Linked DNA regions of Homo sapiens: region 1 is linked to region 2. Evidence: read pairs that join two places in POLR2A ChIA-PET (ENCODE). Cell type or tissue: PC-9. All regions are shown on one strand.

What was found. ChIA-PET counts read pairs that join two places held together with the same protein. Peaks named below come from ENCODE experiments on the same cell type or tissue, not always from the same donor. Only the 100,000 strongest peaks of a DNase experiment are listed, where the experiment ranks them.
Region 1: POLR2A ChIA-PET joins it to region 2 with 10 read pairs; 1 of 35 experiments calls an interaction of 5 or more read pairs at or near these places.

The regions. Positions count from the first base shown.
Region 1 is chr4:77,558,003-77,566,002 of GRCh38, forward strand. It overlaps a transcript of CXCL13 not described here. Among named protein-coding and RNA genes, the nearest start is that of CXCL13, 44 kb to the right of the region's middle. In PC-9, no CTCF peak of the experiment used is centred here; a DNase peak (open chromatin) is centred at 2,949.
Region 2 is chr4:76,778,602-76,786,601 of GRCh38, forward strand. SHROOM3 (shroom family member 3) reads left to right here. Exons shown (of 11, transcript NM_020859.4): 11 at 208-4,652. The coding sequence ends at 576. All of the region lies in intron 1 of SHROOM3-AS1 (SHROOM3 antisense RNA 1), which reads right to left. Among named protein-coding and RNA genes, the nearest start is that of SHROOM3-AS1, 20 kb to the right of the region's middle. RefSeq lists enhancers at 2,902-4,101, 3,141-4,100, 3,232-3,601, 3,335-3,629, 7,995-8,000 and silencers at 5,697-5,766, 5,777-5,826, 5,877-5,946. In PC-9, no CTCF peak of the experiment used is centred here; no DNase peak of the experiment used is centred here; H3K27ac peaks cover 412 bases.

The sequences.
Region 1 (8,000 bases), 780 kb after region 2:
TGTCCTTGCTAGAATTTCAAGTCGCATACCCTAGAAGAGTCTCCCAAACTGCTAAATTCTCTTTTCAAACAACATGCTCTGACACCTTGATCCAGAACCCTTAGAAACCAATACTATCTATACTCTTCTAGTTCTTGTTTATAAAAAATGGCTAGGTCCTGAAGTTCCTTTATCACTTCTAAGATGCCTCTGGCTGTTTTTGCAGCAACTTAACCCTAGGTATAGGCCCATGGCCAAGTATGTAGGTGGCCCTTGATCCTGAGATGGGCACCTGTTATCTTGAAAAGGAAAAGCTTCTGCATTGCCTTTGAGCAAGGGGAGAGGGCTAACCCTTACTAGGGAGGAGTGAACTACTTCTAATTTTTTTTTTTAAGGAGTCTCCCTGTGTCACCCAGATTGGACTACAGTGGAGCAATCTCAGCTCACTGCAACCTCTGCCTCCCAAATTCAAGCAATTCTCCCACTTCAGCCTCCCAAGTAACTGGGACTACAGGTGTAAGTCACCATACTTGGCTAGTTTTTGTATTTTTAGTAGAGATGAGGTTTCACCATGTTGGCCAGGCTGATTTCAAACTCCTGACCTCAGGTGATCTGCCCGCCTTGGCCTTCCAAAGTGCTGGAATTACAGGAATGCGCCACCGCACTCAGCTGGAGTAAACCACTTCTGTAGGAATCAGAGGAAAATGAAGATTCAAGATATGGGGGGCATCAACTGCAATGTTCCCATACCACGTGTCAGGGTCTTATTTTTACTCAACAAAGGCCCTGACCCTGGCATAGCAGGTCTGCCTATGTTATGAGTTGAACCTCCTTTGGGATTCATTACTCTTATTTTCTGGGCTTGATCCTCAACTTTTTTGGACCTTCTGTGAAGGAAACAAGAGCTTCTTCTTATGCTACTAAGGAGAACTCTGCCTTTCACCCCTAGCTTATCTTTTTATTCAAGGCCTTAATTGAGCTTGGTGAAGCCACCCGATTCTATTGCCTCTCTAGTTAGTATTTTCCTCATTATTTCTCCAATGTCAGATATCAGCATTTTCTTCCACCAGTATACCATCCAACTTCATCAACTGTGATTGTTTTAACAACTAAACAACCATCTCACGCTGGGATTGTATGTCCTCTGCCTACCACCAGCAGTACCTTCTGCCACAGATTGGACTCTCTAGGAAGCAGACTCTAGATAAAGACTATCATATAGAAGGTTTATCAGGAGGTTCCCTTGGCTCCAACACCTGGGGAAGAAAGGGGACTGAGGGGAGAGAGGGGAAAGAAGGAGACTGGGCAGAGGAAGAAATTGAGATATGATGCAGACTAAATAAAGCTTCAGTTGACCCTTTGGCCATTTCTGAAAATGGAATGACCCTTCAGAGATATTCCTAATTGGGGTGAGAAGGCTGAGCCTTTATACTCCCATGTTAAACAGTCATTGGATGTGGACGACCTTGAGAAGGGTGGCTGTCTTCACCTGGAGGCACTCCCAGTAGCTGGGGCAATAGCTTCTTCATTCTGGGGAGAGTTTGAACACATTACAGCTATCGCACAGCAACCATCCACCTCTTTCTTCCATTCAAGGACTAAATATGCCGTGTGTGTGTGTGTGTGTGTGATTGAAAGTAAAGTAAAACCTGACACTCTGGCCAGGCGCAGTGGCTCACACCTGTAATCCCAGTATTTTGGGAGGCCGAGGCAGGCAGATCACGAGGTCAGGAGATCGAGACCACCCTGGCTAACATTGTGAAACCCCGTCTCTACTAAAAATACAAAAAATTAGTCGGGCATGGTGGCGGGTGCCTGTAGTCCCAGCTACTCAGGAGGCTGAGGCAGGAGACTGGCGTGAACCTGGGACACGGAGCTTGCAGTGAGCAGAGATGGCACCAATGCACTCCAGCCTGGGTGAGAGAGCGAGACTCCATCACAAAAAAAAAAAAAAAAAAACCTGACGCTCAATGTGCTTTCCAAATATCTTGGAGCTCCAGTGACCCCTTCACTTCCTAGAACTTCCTAGTCATAAACACTTCTGTGACCACAGCAATGAGGTTGTTTTCTTTCTTTTTCTTTTTTTTGTTGGTCTTTCTTTTTTGTTTTGGATATGTTAATACTTACTATTTATCAAACATTTACTATGAGCCAGGCCCTGTGCAAGGGTATATATATGGATAATCTTTCATGAATGATCTCATTTAATCATCACTTCAATTCTATTTTGTAAACTTGAGTAAGCCTTTAGTAAGAAAATAGAGATTGAGGTTGAATTGTGTTTCCAAGTCACGCTACTAGTTCTTATTGGAATCTGTGTGGAACCCAGATCTGACTCCAAAGTCAATCTTAGTAATGACACTGCAATTGGCCACCTGCTTCTTTATCTCCAACTGCCTCAGCCAAAGGTCAACAGGTACACTGTAGGCCACTGTTCTTGATCAAGCCCTGTTCCCTGCAGCATACATTCCTAAACAATGCCTTTTGAGGTACAACTTATAGAATCATTTTATTAAAGTTCTGATCTTTTTTCTATACATTCCCACTGTGTTCAAACCTAAGACTCAGCTGTCCTCCCAGGCTCAATTGAAGTCTCCTTTCTAGCTGTACTTTTCTTAGGTATTCCAGACCAGAATAGCCTCCCAGTGCCTAACAAAGCTTTCCCACCAGTGAGAAGGATTTAGCCACATTTTTACTGCTTAGTATCTTCATATATGTTTCTGTTCCCTTCAACAGATTGTAAACATCACGCACGGTCTTTCACACCACTACCCTATATAATGTATTGTACATAGGAGACATTTAGAAGCAGATTACATTAATTTTGTATTAATGTCATGAATTACTTAGTGATATGCCCTTGGGCTCTCTTCTGTTTCCTCATTCTCTAATAATGATATAATTTTTATATTTTCTTAGGTTTCCCATGATGCTGAAATCCTTATCTATCCTATATATTTGTCACTCTGCACTTCCTCTCTTGCATAGCTCTGTCCTGGGAACCCCAGGCAGTTAAGTTTATTAGTGATGATTAACACAAGCTGGTTATGTTCCATTTAAGGCTAACAGTTCTCATGGTTATAATTAAACTTTTTCTGTTTTAGGTACAATTAAACCCACAGATTAAACCTTATATTTTCCAGGGAAAATATTGTATGATCTATTGTACCTAGTGACTAAAGTGAAATTTTAGAATGGTTTGAAACCTTGCTGCAAAAAGTGTGGTCCATGGACCAGGAACAGCAGTGTTACCTGGAGGCCTGTTAGAAATGTAGAAAATTGTCCCCCACCCAGATATGCAGGATCAGAATCTGCATTCTAACAAGATCTGCAGGTAATTCCTATCAATATTTAAGTTTGAGAAGTTCTACTTTAAAAAATAATTTAATGGCAGCTCTATATAAAAGTGGTTCTCCATTAGTGCCTACCATGGGCCAGCCACATGTTTGATGCTTCATACAGTTCTAATTATCCCAACAGTCCTGAAGGTGCTATTTCTGTTTACAGATGAAAAACCTGATACTTAGAGGCTAACTTAGCCAAGATCGTTCTGCTTATAATCAGTAGTGCTGATCTTGGAGTGTAGCACCATCTGCTTCGAAGACTATCTTTCAGGCTTTCTGTTGCAGATGCAGCAGATGCTCTCAGAGCCTGCCTATATGTCCCTGCCCCTTAGCATTCCAGAGTGCAGGGGCTGGACTGGTCCTTGCCTCCCCTGCAGCAGTGAGAGGTGATGGTGTGCTGGCAGCCCTTGCAGCCCTTGCCCACTCTCAGCACCTCCTTGGCCTCGGTGCACACTCTGGCAGCACTTGAAGAGCCCTTCAGCCCACCACTGCACTGTGGGAGCCCCTCTCTGGGCTGGCCGAGGCTGGAGCTGGCTCCCTCTGCTTGTGGGGTGATGTGGAGGGAAAGGCGCAGGTGGGAACCTGGGCTGCGCCCAGTGCTTGTGGGCCAGCACAAGTTCTGGGTGGGTGTGGGCTTGGTGGGCCCTGCACTTGGAGCGGCAAGCAGTGAGGAGCTTAGCACCTGGGCCAGCAGCTGCGGAGGGTGCGCCGGGTCCCCCAGCAGTGCTGGCCCACCAGGGCTGCGCTCGAATTCTCGCGGGGCCTCAGCTGCCTCCCTGTGGGGAAGGCCTCAGGACCTGCAGCCCTCCCGGCACAAGCCTTCCCACCCCCTGCCCACCGCTGCCCCCACCCCCCCATCACTGCAGCCCCCCGCCCCGCCTACAGCCACCCCAACCCCCACCCCACCATGGGCTCCTGCGAGGCCTGAGCCTCCCTGACGGGCAACGCCCCCTGCTCTGCTGCGCTGGGTCCCATCGACTGCCCAAGGGCTGAGGAGTGCGGGCACAAGGCACGGGATTGGCAGGAAGCTCCACCTGCACCGGGGTGCAGGATCCACCAGGTGAAGCCAGCTGGGCTCCTGAGTCTAGTGGGGACGTGGAGAACCTTTATGTCTAGCTAAGGGATTGTAGACACACCAATCAGTACTCTGTGTCTAGCTCAAGGTTTGTGAATGCACCAATCAGCATTCTGTATCTGGCTAATCTGGTGGGGACTTGAAGAACTTTTATTTCTAGCTAAGGGATTGTAAATACACCAATCAGCACTCTGTGTCTAGCTCAAGGTTTGTAAACACACCAATCAGCACTCTGTATCTAGCTAATCTGGTGGGGACTTGGAGAACCTTTATGTCTAGCTAAAGGATTGTAAACATACCAATCAGCACCCTGTGTCTAGCTCAAGGTTTGTAAATGCACCAATCAGTGATCCGTGTCTAGCTAATCTAGTGGGGATTTGGAGAACTTTTGTGTCTAGCTCAGGGATTGTAAACGCATCAATCAGCACTCTGTCAAAACGGACCAATCAGCTCTCTGTAAAACACACCAATCAGCTCTCTGTAAAATGGATCAATCAGCAGGATGTGGGTGGGGCCAGATAAGGGAATAAAAGCAGGCTGCCAGAGCCAGCAGTGGCAACCCCCATGGGTCCCCTTCCACACTGTGGAAGCTTTGTTCTTTCACTCTTTTCAATAAATCTTGCTGCTTCTCACTCTTTGGGTCCGCACTGCCTTTATGAGCTGTAACACTCACCACGAAGGTCTGTAGCTTCACTCCTGAGGCCAGTGAGACTAGAAACCCACCAGAAGGAAGAAGCTCCAAACACGTCAGAACATCAGAAGGAACAAACTCCGGACGCCCCTTTAAGAACTGTAACGCTCACCGGGAGGGTCCGCAGCCTCATTCTTGAAGTCAGTGAGACCAAGAACCCACCAATTCCAGACACAGCAGTTCTCAAGCAAAGACCGATGAGAGTTAGTGTCTAAATTCCCTGGCTCCCTTGGCGCTCAGGTGAGATAATTTTGTGCTGTGTTTACACTACAGCTTACAGTTTCCCTGCGAGATTAATGTCCAATGTACTAATCTGGAAGCTGGCTTAATAATGCACCTTTTATTAATCCCACCTCATCTCTACTTCCCTGCATTTCTTAGACACCATAATTAAATCCTTATCTCAGGCTCCACTTCTGGGGAGACCAGCATTAAGATAGCAGAAGAGTAACCTTGGCTGCTATGAGAAATTCCTCATACCACAAGAAAAGAAGCACTGAAAAGTGAACAATTAACTTCTCTTGAATACAATGAGTATAACACTCTCAAGAATAGTGGGATCTTCTTATGAGACTGCTGACAGATGAAAGATGAGATTCTATGACGTTTATTAAAATGAAGAATTACAGGGGAATATACAGAAAAACAGAGTTAACTTCTTCCTCATAGGAATTCTCCTCCTCATTGTTAGAATATATTGTCTTTTTTATATAACTGTCTTCTATGGGAGGAATGAACAGGTGTCTTTGGGACATACATACTTTCTATGCCTCAAATCTTCATGTATAAAAGTGAGGGAAAACTCGTTGTGTAAATGAAGTATCTCATCCTGTCTGTGGCATAAAGTTTTTCCATATGCTGATGTTTGTACTCAGGGCCAGTTTCGAGGGCATGTGACAGACGGCCCTGCACTTGGTTTGATACTCTGCTGTCACTACCTTGAAATTCTTAATAATTGTGAACAAGACACCCCACATTTTTATTTTGCACCAGATCCTGGAAATTATGAACCCGGTCCCATTTGTATTAATTAAAAACTCTTTGAAGTACGAATTTTCATGATACAAGCAAGAGAAGTCAGGTTAAAAGAATGGTAAGAGGAAGAGCAAAGTAGCTTTCAGGAAAACTAGATCCAACAAAAGCTGGAGTTTCTAGAAACTTCTGGCAGTTATGAAAGATTTGCTGCAGAGAGAGTGGGAGGAAAGCCGTGGTATCAGGACGTTCTGTACTACTTCTGAAATGTACATATGCAGAGGAGCAGGCACAGATGGGATGGCTAAGACAGCAAGTTTGACTTGGAGCCAGCAGGGAAAGTTCAAGTGACCCAGGAAATTAGAAGCAAAAAGAATGAGCCACTTGAACTAGCTGTTCTGCATTAGGCAAACAAACAGATTCTGTTCCTGATTGTTCCTGATGATATCCAGCATTTACCAAACATTTACTCTGTACCTGGAACTGTTAAAAAGGGACTTATAGTCATCTCATTTAATCTGACAACAACCCTTTAAGGCATGTGCTATTATTGTTCCTATACCACCAGTGAAGAAAGCTAGGACAAAATAAGATTAAATCATTGCCCAGGGCACCTAGCAAGTGCTGGAGCCTGGACTTTAACCCTGACAGACTGTGGAGCCCAAACTCTTAATTATGACATATAGCTCCCCTACCAAGTAAAATGGCTCTCCACTCTAAAAGGCATGATGGAGCAGATATTGTGCGGAAAGGACCCCAGTGGAGAAGTGAAAAGAGAAAGGCTGTGTCCCTGTGGTGCAATCCTTTGTGGAGCAAAGTTCCCCATTTCTTCAGGGGTAGGGGTTAGGGTGGGGGCAACCAAACATAAACATCCACAGACCTTGGGGAGCCCACACGGGGTTTTCCTGGACCCATTTTGCTTCACAAGCACATTTTCCATGGATTTTCATTAGGCTGTGTCAGAGTGTCAGTGGTCTTCAAACTGTTCTACTGATCCCTTGGTTCAACTTTTGTAGCTCAACTGTCTTCCACAATGAGAGGGAACTGAATGGAGGGGCTCAGGCTCCTGCTTCACTTGCACAGCTTCCCTTTCACTTATTTTCATCTGAATATAGGGATTATGGATAAAAATTTGTTTGCAAAAAGAAGATGAGGTTCTACAGCTAAAAATACACTATAAAAACCATTGCTCTGGGCAGTCACTTCAACTGGGAGAAGACGAATAAGCTGTAGGCAGATCACAGGGCTCTTGCACACACATTCCTCCCTCTCCTCCCCCAAACACAACTCAGATTCAACCTGGGTCAGTGAAGAAAGGCTAATACTGGTATTTGGTGTTTGTAGAATCTTGGGCAGAAAGTATTTGAATCTTCTCTATGCCACAGACTTGTTCACTAACTGTGAGTTTGTTTCTCACTTAAGAACAGTTTTTAAACATACAGTGTTTTCATCAGGAAAATATATATATATATTTGCAGGGTCAATTCAGACGCCTTTACAATAATAGTGGTTCTGACCTTCCTTTCAGGTAGGAGCCAGAATTAATTGTTCTTTCCTCTGCTTTCCTGCAGCAACCAACAATTATTTGAATATCTATCAAGTGTAAAACAGGGTGATCCTGCCCTCAAAGGACTCACCGTCTAGTAGTAAAAGGACCTAAATAATTCCTGTGCCTGTCATGACGATGGTCACTTTCTACCTCATGTTACAGAGGCAATAGGAAGTGCAGACAGCTGAAGGACATGGAAAAAAAAATTGATGGAAGAATGGCAGCCAGGTTTGGCCTTAAAGAAACTGCATTTCCCTAGGTGGATGTGTAATTAGTTTTCCAAGAGAAGATGATATAATAGCTACACAAAGGTAGCAATAGCATAAACAAATCCTACAAACCTTGAAAAGTCACCTTTGAGGATAGGAACCTGGTTTTCTAATATTTCCC
Region 2 (8,000 bases):
TATCCTATGATGTTACAATTTAGAGAATGCTGTAATATGTAATATAAGGATAATCTGATTTTCAAAAAGTTAGCCTCCTTACTTAGGAGTGACAATAGGAATAGAGCTTAGATATTTCCCAGTCCTGTCAGAGGTGTCCTTGCAGGGAGTCTGGCTCTTTTCTCCCTTTCCCTGGCCTTCATTGATCTGTCCAATTTTCCCTGGCAGAGCTCTCTTTACGAGAAAAGGAAGATCCTGGCTGGTCAGCATGAGGATGCCCGGGAGCTGAAGGAGAACCTGGATCGCAGGGAGCGAGTAGTGCTGGGCATCTTGGCCAATTACCTTTCAGAGGAGCAGCTCCAGGACTACCAGCACTTCGTGAAAATGAAGTCCACGCTCCTCATTGAGCAACGGAAGCTGGATGACAAGATCAAGCTGGGCCAGGAGCAGGTCAAGTGTCTGCTGGAGAGCCTGCCCTCAGATTTCATTCCCAAGGCTGGGGCCCTGGCTCTGCCCCCAAACCTCACGAGTGAGCCCATTCCTGCTGGGGGCTGTACTTTCAGTGGTATTTTCCCAACATTAACCTCTCCACTTTAACCTCTTCTAAAATACCCAACCAAAAGATCACTGTTTCTCTCAACACTATTTAATCTGAAAAATGTTTCAGTACAAACCACTGTTTGAACTATCTGGGTTATTGGTGTTTGTTCCTGATGAAAGGAAAAAAATTCTCTCCAGGAGGAAGCCTTTTTCCTTCTTGCCCTTCCTGATTGATCTTCTGAGAGCTCGAATGCTGCTGGACACGTACCCCTTTCTATTATTACTTTGTAGTAGAAAGAAAGTTAATGAAACTGAGAACTGATTGGAGGGTGTTTGATCATTTAGTTTTTAACAGGCTGAGGCAACATGGATCAGTGTGTGTCCCCCTCAGGAATGTATCCACAGTGGCCTTCCTTGCTGGTGGGCAGTGTATCCTGATGGCAGGGTACAAGTACCATTAATGAAGGGTCTGCAACATAAAGCCTTAAAAAGACACACACTAAGAAAACTGTAAAACCTTGAACATTGTTATTTATATTTTTTAAAATGGAAAAGATCACTATGTTTGTTGTGCTAACCACTTATTTGATTCTGTTTTGTGGTGGACATAGATGATTACGTTTGAGCTTTGTATTTTGTGAAAACCTTAATGAAATGAATTCCAAAGATAGTCACGTTGAGCGTGAAGACTTTTTTTCTTACATTCCTGTCTTATTTTTACCAACACGAGCAGGCATTCTGCGCTTCCACTGGACTGAGTATGGGGGAGTCCTGCTCCCCTCCTGTCTCACACCTTCCCCAGGAGGAAGGCCTCATGCACTGCGGTTATTGCATCATTTCCTAGTGCTTCATGTCATTATCACTGGTGGGGAAACAAAGCTAAATTTTATTAACAAAGACAACTCTCAGACCTATATAATAGGAGGAGGACGTCCAGAATCCAACAAAATTCAAACGGAGCCCATGCTGTTCTCCTGAACAAGATTTGGGCTAAATACGGCCTGTTTATTGAGGCTGTTTTAATGATGCTTTAAAAAAAAAAAATGTTTTCTAAAATGTCAAACCTGTTGACCACACTTTGATTAAAAACTGCCTCCTTAACCTCTGAAGACTGATTTTGCTTTATCATGTTTCAATAATAACATTTCAGAGGTTACTCTGTAGCCCCAGTTGTAAGCTTATAAAAACAAACTGGAAGGCTGAGGAGGTTATGGGCTGGCAGCCAGGCTATGTTTACAGCTGCTGGAGATGGCAGTAGCCTTATACTTTGAGCAGGTAGTACATCCCAGGCTGTGCTAGAGGTAGATTTGTTTTTTCACGTTTGATCTGTGGCTGGTGGCCACCTTTGTTGATTTGGGCTTACGAGTTTCATAGTAGCCAGTCTTAGAAAATTGGGGGAGTAAAATTTTGAAGTAAAAAAAAAAAAAAAATGACAAGGGAACCAAATGCTCCTTCTCCCCTTAGTACATTTTCATTACTTAATGAAGTTTTATCTCCTATGTAAGAATATCAAAATTGTAGTTTGGGTCTCCAGTAGAGATGTCTTTTGATTAACTTATAAACAACTGGCCACCCAGAAGTTTCCTTTGCATAGTCAACCAAAGCTATGGCTTTGTTCTTTGGAGCTTATATACTGCATGACTCCATTGATACAAATAAGACAGCACCTTGGTTTCCCAGGGATGTTTTCATTCAGAGGTCCTGTCTCCCAGGAAAGCAGTAGAACCAGTGACAGCATTCAACAGCCACACTGCATGGTCATCAGTCTTAGGCCAACATGGGAGCCTGAAATTAACTCCATCAGTAACTACCTGTGTGTCTTGCTGATACTGAATGAGCCCTCACAAGCCAAGCCAGGTGGAAGACAGCCAGCAAACGTCTACAGTTATTCTTAGTGAAATTCCTCAGAGGAATCCAGGGGGCTCCCAGTTCCCAACACTCTTCGAGATGACCATTTTTCGGGATTTGACTGGGGAACATTTTACATATTCAGTCTTTCTCAAAAATTTTTATTTATTTTCTTGAGAAAGGGTCTTACTATGTTGCCCAGGCTGGAGTGCAGAGTGGTGCGATAACAGCTCATTGCAGTCTGAACCTCTGAGGCTCAAGCCATCCTCCCATCTCAGCCTCCCAAGTAGCTGGGACCACAGGTGTGCACCACTATGCTTGGCTAATTTTTTGATTTTTTATAGAGACGGGGGTCTCGCTATGTTGCCCAGGCTGGTTTCAAACTCCTGGGCTCAAGGGATCCTTCCGCTTTGGTCCCAGAAGTGCTGGGATTACAGGCATGAGCCACTTCACCCAGCCACTTTTCTAATTTATAGACATAAAAGTAATTGACTCCCACAGCACAGTAACAGGCAATGCTGCTTGGCATGCCACAAACATCTGAAAGCTTGTGACACTCCTAGGATTGTGTCCATTCTTTCATTATGTGGAAACTTTGTTCTGTTATGTGAAATGGGTAAGGCACCAAGTGAGACTTTGAAATCTAATTTTTAGGTGGATGTGATATTTATTGTAATAGGACTTGACCTCTGTACTTTAAAGAAATCACTAACCAAATTTTCAAAGTTTCCTTTTAAATGCGTTTAGCTAGAAATCTATGTATTTATCCCTTTCCTATTTTGCATTCTTCTCCCACTATTTTTAAAAACTCATTTACAGTAGAAACCATTCTTCTTTCTCCCAACAGTATCCTTTGCCAAGACCATGAGAACAGTAAGGAGCATGTTGTTGGTCAGGGTTTCAGAATACGCGTGATGTCACTGAGAATGTTTGCTCACAGTCAATAATTGTCTTTGTGGATGTGATAATTTTGGAGATACACTTCTGGTCAGAACTCAGGTGAGATAATCTTGCAATACTCCAAATGCAGATACTCCAGCCACCCGCAAGGTTCCAGGAAAGGACAATGTCCTGCGAGAAAATCAGGAGGCCTCCACTTCCTGGGCCACTTGAGAAGTTCCTGGGCATGTCACTACATGTTGGTTGACTCAGCCATTTCTCATGCTGTTTTGTTTCTTGCGGTGGCCACTTAACCCCAAAGAATGAAGGGAGGATCCACAGTGAAAGTGCCTGAGTTTCTCTATGAGACCAGATGCTGTCGAAACCAAACATCTTTTCCTTTGCTCTATGGGAACATTTTAGGGTTTGTTTTGCACAGCTGGTTTCCAGACTAGAAGATTAACAAGTTTGGGTCCACCCCTAAGAATCAGTGGCTGTCTTTTAAGGTGAGGAGTGTGGGCTTAACTGAGGTCCTTTGAGGGAGCTATAAAGGAGAAACAACCTGGGACATCCCAGTTTTCCTATTCCTCCACTGTTAATATCTCATCTAAAATAATTCATGAGTTTAAATGGTAAATATATGCTTTAAGCTCTACCTTTAAACTTGTATGTTATTCAGGCATCTCTTATTAAGATACTGGGTCTCTGGATACCCAAGGAAATGTTGGCTTTTTATTCTTATGTGGTTCCAAATTTACTTCTCTTCAGTTTAATTGTCCATGGTAGTGCTGGCTTCATTGTTAGGTTGGAGTTATTATTTTCCTTTTAGAACAACATGAATTTTATTCACCTTACTATTAGAAAAAGGAATAACTACAGCCAGAAATAACTTCATTTCCTACAAGGTATAAAAAGTGGTCAAGTGAATGTGAAGGGGCTTTTCTACACAGGAATATATTATCGGGAACAAAGTATTTCCTGCTGCCTTAACTCTTTGGGATGCATAGGATAAAATGATAAAGACCATTTTAATATCAGAAAGGGTTGTCTTATTAATTTTTAAATAAAACTTCACATTTCTTAATGGGGAGCTCATTCAGAAACTAAATAATGGTTTCTCAAAGTGTGGTCAGGATACGATCTGCATCAGAATCCTTGGAATGCTTGTTAAAAATACCAATTGCTATGACAAAACCAAGTCTGCTGGAAACTGCATTTCAGCAGGTTTCCCATGTTATTCTGATGTATTTTAACATTTGAGAGCCACTACCAATCATCTGTACAGTTCCTACTGTTATGATCACAATAAGACTAACATGAATTTAATAATCTGAATAATTTTTAAAATTTAAATAAACAGAAATTGAAGTTAAATTTAAAAATAAAAATAACCTCAGAAGTTGAAAGTCCTGTCATATTTATTCTATTAGCTATATAAGTTTATACTGTCTCCACTACTTTTATATAATCCCCAAGGTTGTGATACAGATTTTGTTCCCTGTTTACTCTTTTTTAGATCTGTTTTAAACAAGTTATGCACTTATTCAGATTTAATTGCACTAATTATTTTTCCTCAAAAGGAATCAGTTTTATCACACATTGCCAGTAATTTTAAGTTCTGCCCTGACTGAAATTAATCAACTGGCCTTTTCAGTGGGAACTTTACTGATTTAGTGGGAATCAGATTCCTGTTGCTTCATCACAAATGTTATCCTACATATGAGTTAGAACCTCTCCTTGGTGTGGATTTGACAATTTAGCTAATGAAACAAGACTGTGTTCATTTTCTTTGAGAAATGAAAGCAGCTGTCACCCAATTTTGAAACTCTAAAATCAAAATTAGGCAAGAAGAAAGTTGTGAATGAAAAAACTGGCTCATTGATTCCTACTTCATTCTATAAATTATTCTCTAGGTGGAAAGGCAGCTGTATTTCTTGCTTAAACACTGGTATTGCTATTGCTTTACAGTAGGTTGAACAGGGGAAATATTTATATAAAGAGTTATTAAATTCTGATAAACGAGTGACTATAGGACATAAGGAAATTCTCTCTGGTACCCTAGAGCTAAGGAAGAGTACTCAAGGAAAGACAAACTGGGAAAGAGTCCCAAGCCTGAGGTTCAGACCTCCTTGGAGAACTGAACTCGACCCACATAGCAGGGAAGTTAGCTGGTTTGCCCAGGCTGGAACTGGTCTGCAGTCCCTGAGCGCATAGGAAGCAACCCTCCAGAGTGCAGGCTGGGTCAGTCCACCAGCAACCAACAGCCTGGCTGTGCACAGAGTGGGGGCCTGCAGCAGGCGTGGCTGCCCAGTGGGAACCCTCCAGGTCACAGGTGATCCTCACAGGATCTTCAGAGAGTGAGGAGCCAGTGTTGGCAGAAGGCCTTCCGGGCACTGATGCAGCAGGAATCTTTCAGGGCTCAAGTTTGTAATCCACAGGCCCAGGAGAAGGTTATGGCCAGAATGAGGCTTCAAGGTCCCAAGGCACCACCAATTGTAGGCAGTGGTTGGAAGAGAACTCCATCAGATGTCCTCACACCCATACCACTGACCCATAAGGCAGCAGCCACAAAGGGCCCCAACAGCACCCCCTATGGAGAGAGCTTAACATCGTGCTGACTGTAAAAGATGCTTAAAAGGACCCTGCCCATTACACAGACACTTGATTGAAGGGTTATTCCAGAGCTGAGCCAATAAATTGATAGCCGTCACAGACACATTGTTCTACATATATACCCTGGCATTATCTTCTGATACCACATGTAATTTTATAGTTGCTGATTCTGTAAGAACCATTTCTCAGATAATAAAACAGTGCCTATAAAATGGCCAACATATCTCTTGAAGGAGGTGTCAAAAGGAAAGCAGTTTCTCATTTATGTTTTCTTTAAACATGCTCCATACACCTATATTACTCAAAGTATCTAAATCAATAGATTTAGATTCAGGCCGATTTAAGAGCATGTCTAAGGTTTGTTTCTGTTGAGGTCTCTCTCTGCCTAGCTCTGCCTCTGTATACCTCTGTATGTGTCTACGTCTCTCTTGGTGTGTCTCCACATATGTTTTTCTCTATCTCAACATCTGCAACTGTCATACTTTCCTGTTCATTTATTCCCAAAATGATTCATATTTATACATTAAGTTCAGTGGTGCAATCATAGCTCACCACAGCCTCGAACTCCCAGGCTCAGGCGATCCTCCTGCTTCAGCCTCCCAAGTAGCTGGGACCACAGGCATGAGCCACCACACCTGGCTAATTTTTTAAAATATTTTTGGCAGAGATGGGGTCTCCCTATGTTGCCCAGGCTGGTCTCAAACTCCTGGGCTGAAGCAATCCTCCTGCCTCAGCCTCCCAAAGTGCTGGGATTACAGGCATGAGCCACCATGCCCAGGTGTTTTGTTTGTTTGTTTTAATTTGAAAGAAAAATTAAGAATCTCACCTCATTTTAAATTTTAATAAATATAAAGAAGATGTTGCAATATTGTTTAAATATATGTAAGAGTGAATGAGAACTATTCCTCATCTCTAATTAGAACAGAATATAGGAATTGGCTTTATTTTGTAGTAATAAAAATTGATTTGATAAAAAGGAACAATTCAAAGGCAGCTCATGGATACGGAAATGAGAATTTTAAAAGCCCATCTTCCCTCAAAGATTAAAAGAAAAAAAAGAAATAGAATACCTAACCTTGTATGCAATGGTTTAGAGCAGATTTATTAAAAGGCAGGGAGGTAGTCGGATGTCTCCTTCCAGTGAAAGTAGATAGGCAGAAAAGGAACTTAAGCTTAGGATAAAAAGAACAAACAACATCTTCCAAGTTGCCTCAAAAGGTCAACCTCAGTTTGATAATGTATCACTCAATGTGTTTTTTGTTTTTTTGTTTTGGTTTTGTTTTGGTTTTTTGAGACAGAGTGAGCCCGTAATCCCAGCCCTTTGGGAGGCTGAGGTGGGTGCATTATTTGAGGTCAGGAGATCGAGACCAGCCTGGCCAACATGCTGAAACCCCGTCTCTACTGAAAAAAAAAAAAAATTAGCCAGGTGTGGTGGTGCATGCCTGTGGTCCTAGCTACTCTGGAGGCCAAGGCAGGAGAACTGCTTGAACCCAGCAGGCGGAGGGTGCAGTAAGATGAGATCGCACCACTGCACTCCAGCCTGGGCAACAGAGTGAGACTCTGTCTCAAACAAACAAACAAACAAACAAACAAAACAAATTGTAAGTCCTTCTTGCAAATGTTGGTTAAAAGCTAACTAAGGAGTAATGTGCTTAGGAAGAAGAAACTAAGAAAATCAATTTACGGTGTGGTTAAGTAATGTGCCTCTACAGGTAGATGAGAGAGACGCATGTGTAGGAAGGGAGGTACAGCAGGAAAACTGTGTGTTCATCATGACTCTGGATGATTAAATATGTGCATTCACACAGGTAATTGAGAAGATATATGGTATGTCTGCTAACAAAAGTAGAACTACAGCTCTTCAGATCATATTGATCAGAAATCAGTAGAAAGTACCAAATAAAGACTTCTATCTACAGGAGATTCGTGGCATTGAGCAAGATGGCCAACTGGAAGCCCCTGGTGCTCGTCTCTCTCACAATGACAACCAGAACAATGAATAAACAACTACATTTTAACAAAAATAAGTGAGGGACGGTGCATCAGAGAAGTAACAGAAACCCCAGTGAGCAGAGAAATTCAGGATGGCCAAAGAGAATGGAAGGAAATCCTGGGCCTCTATTGCCCTGTCCCCAAACTGG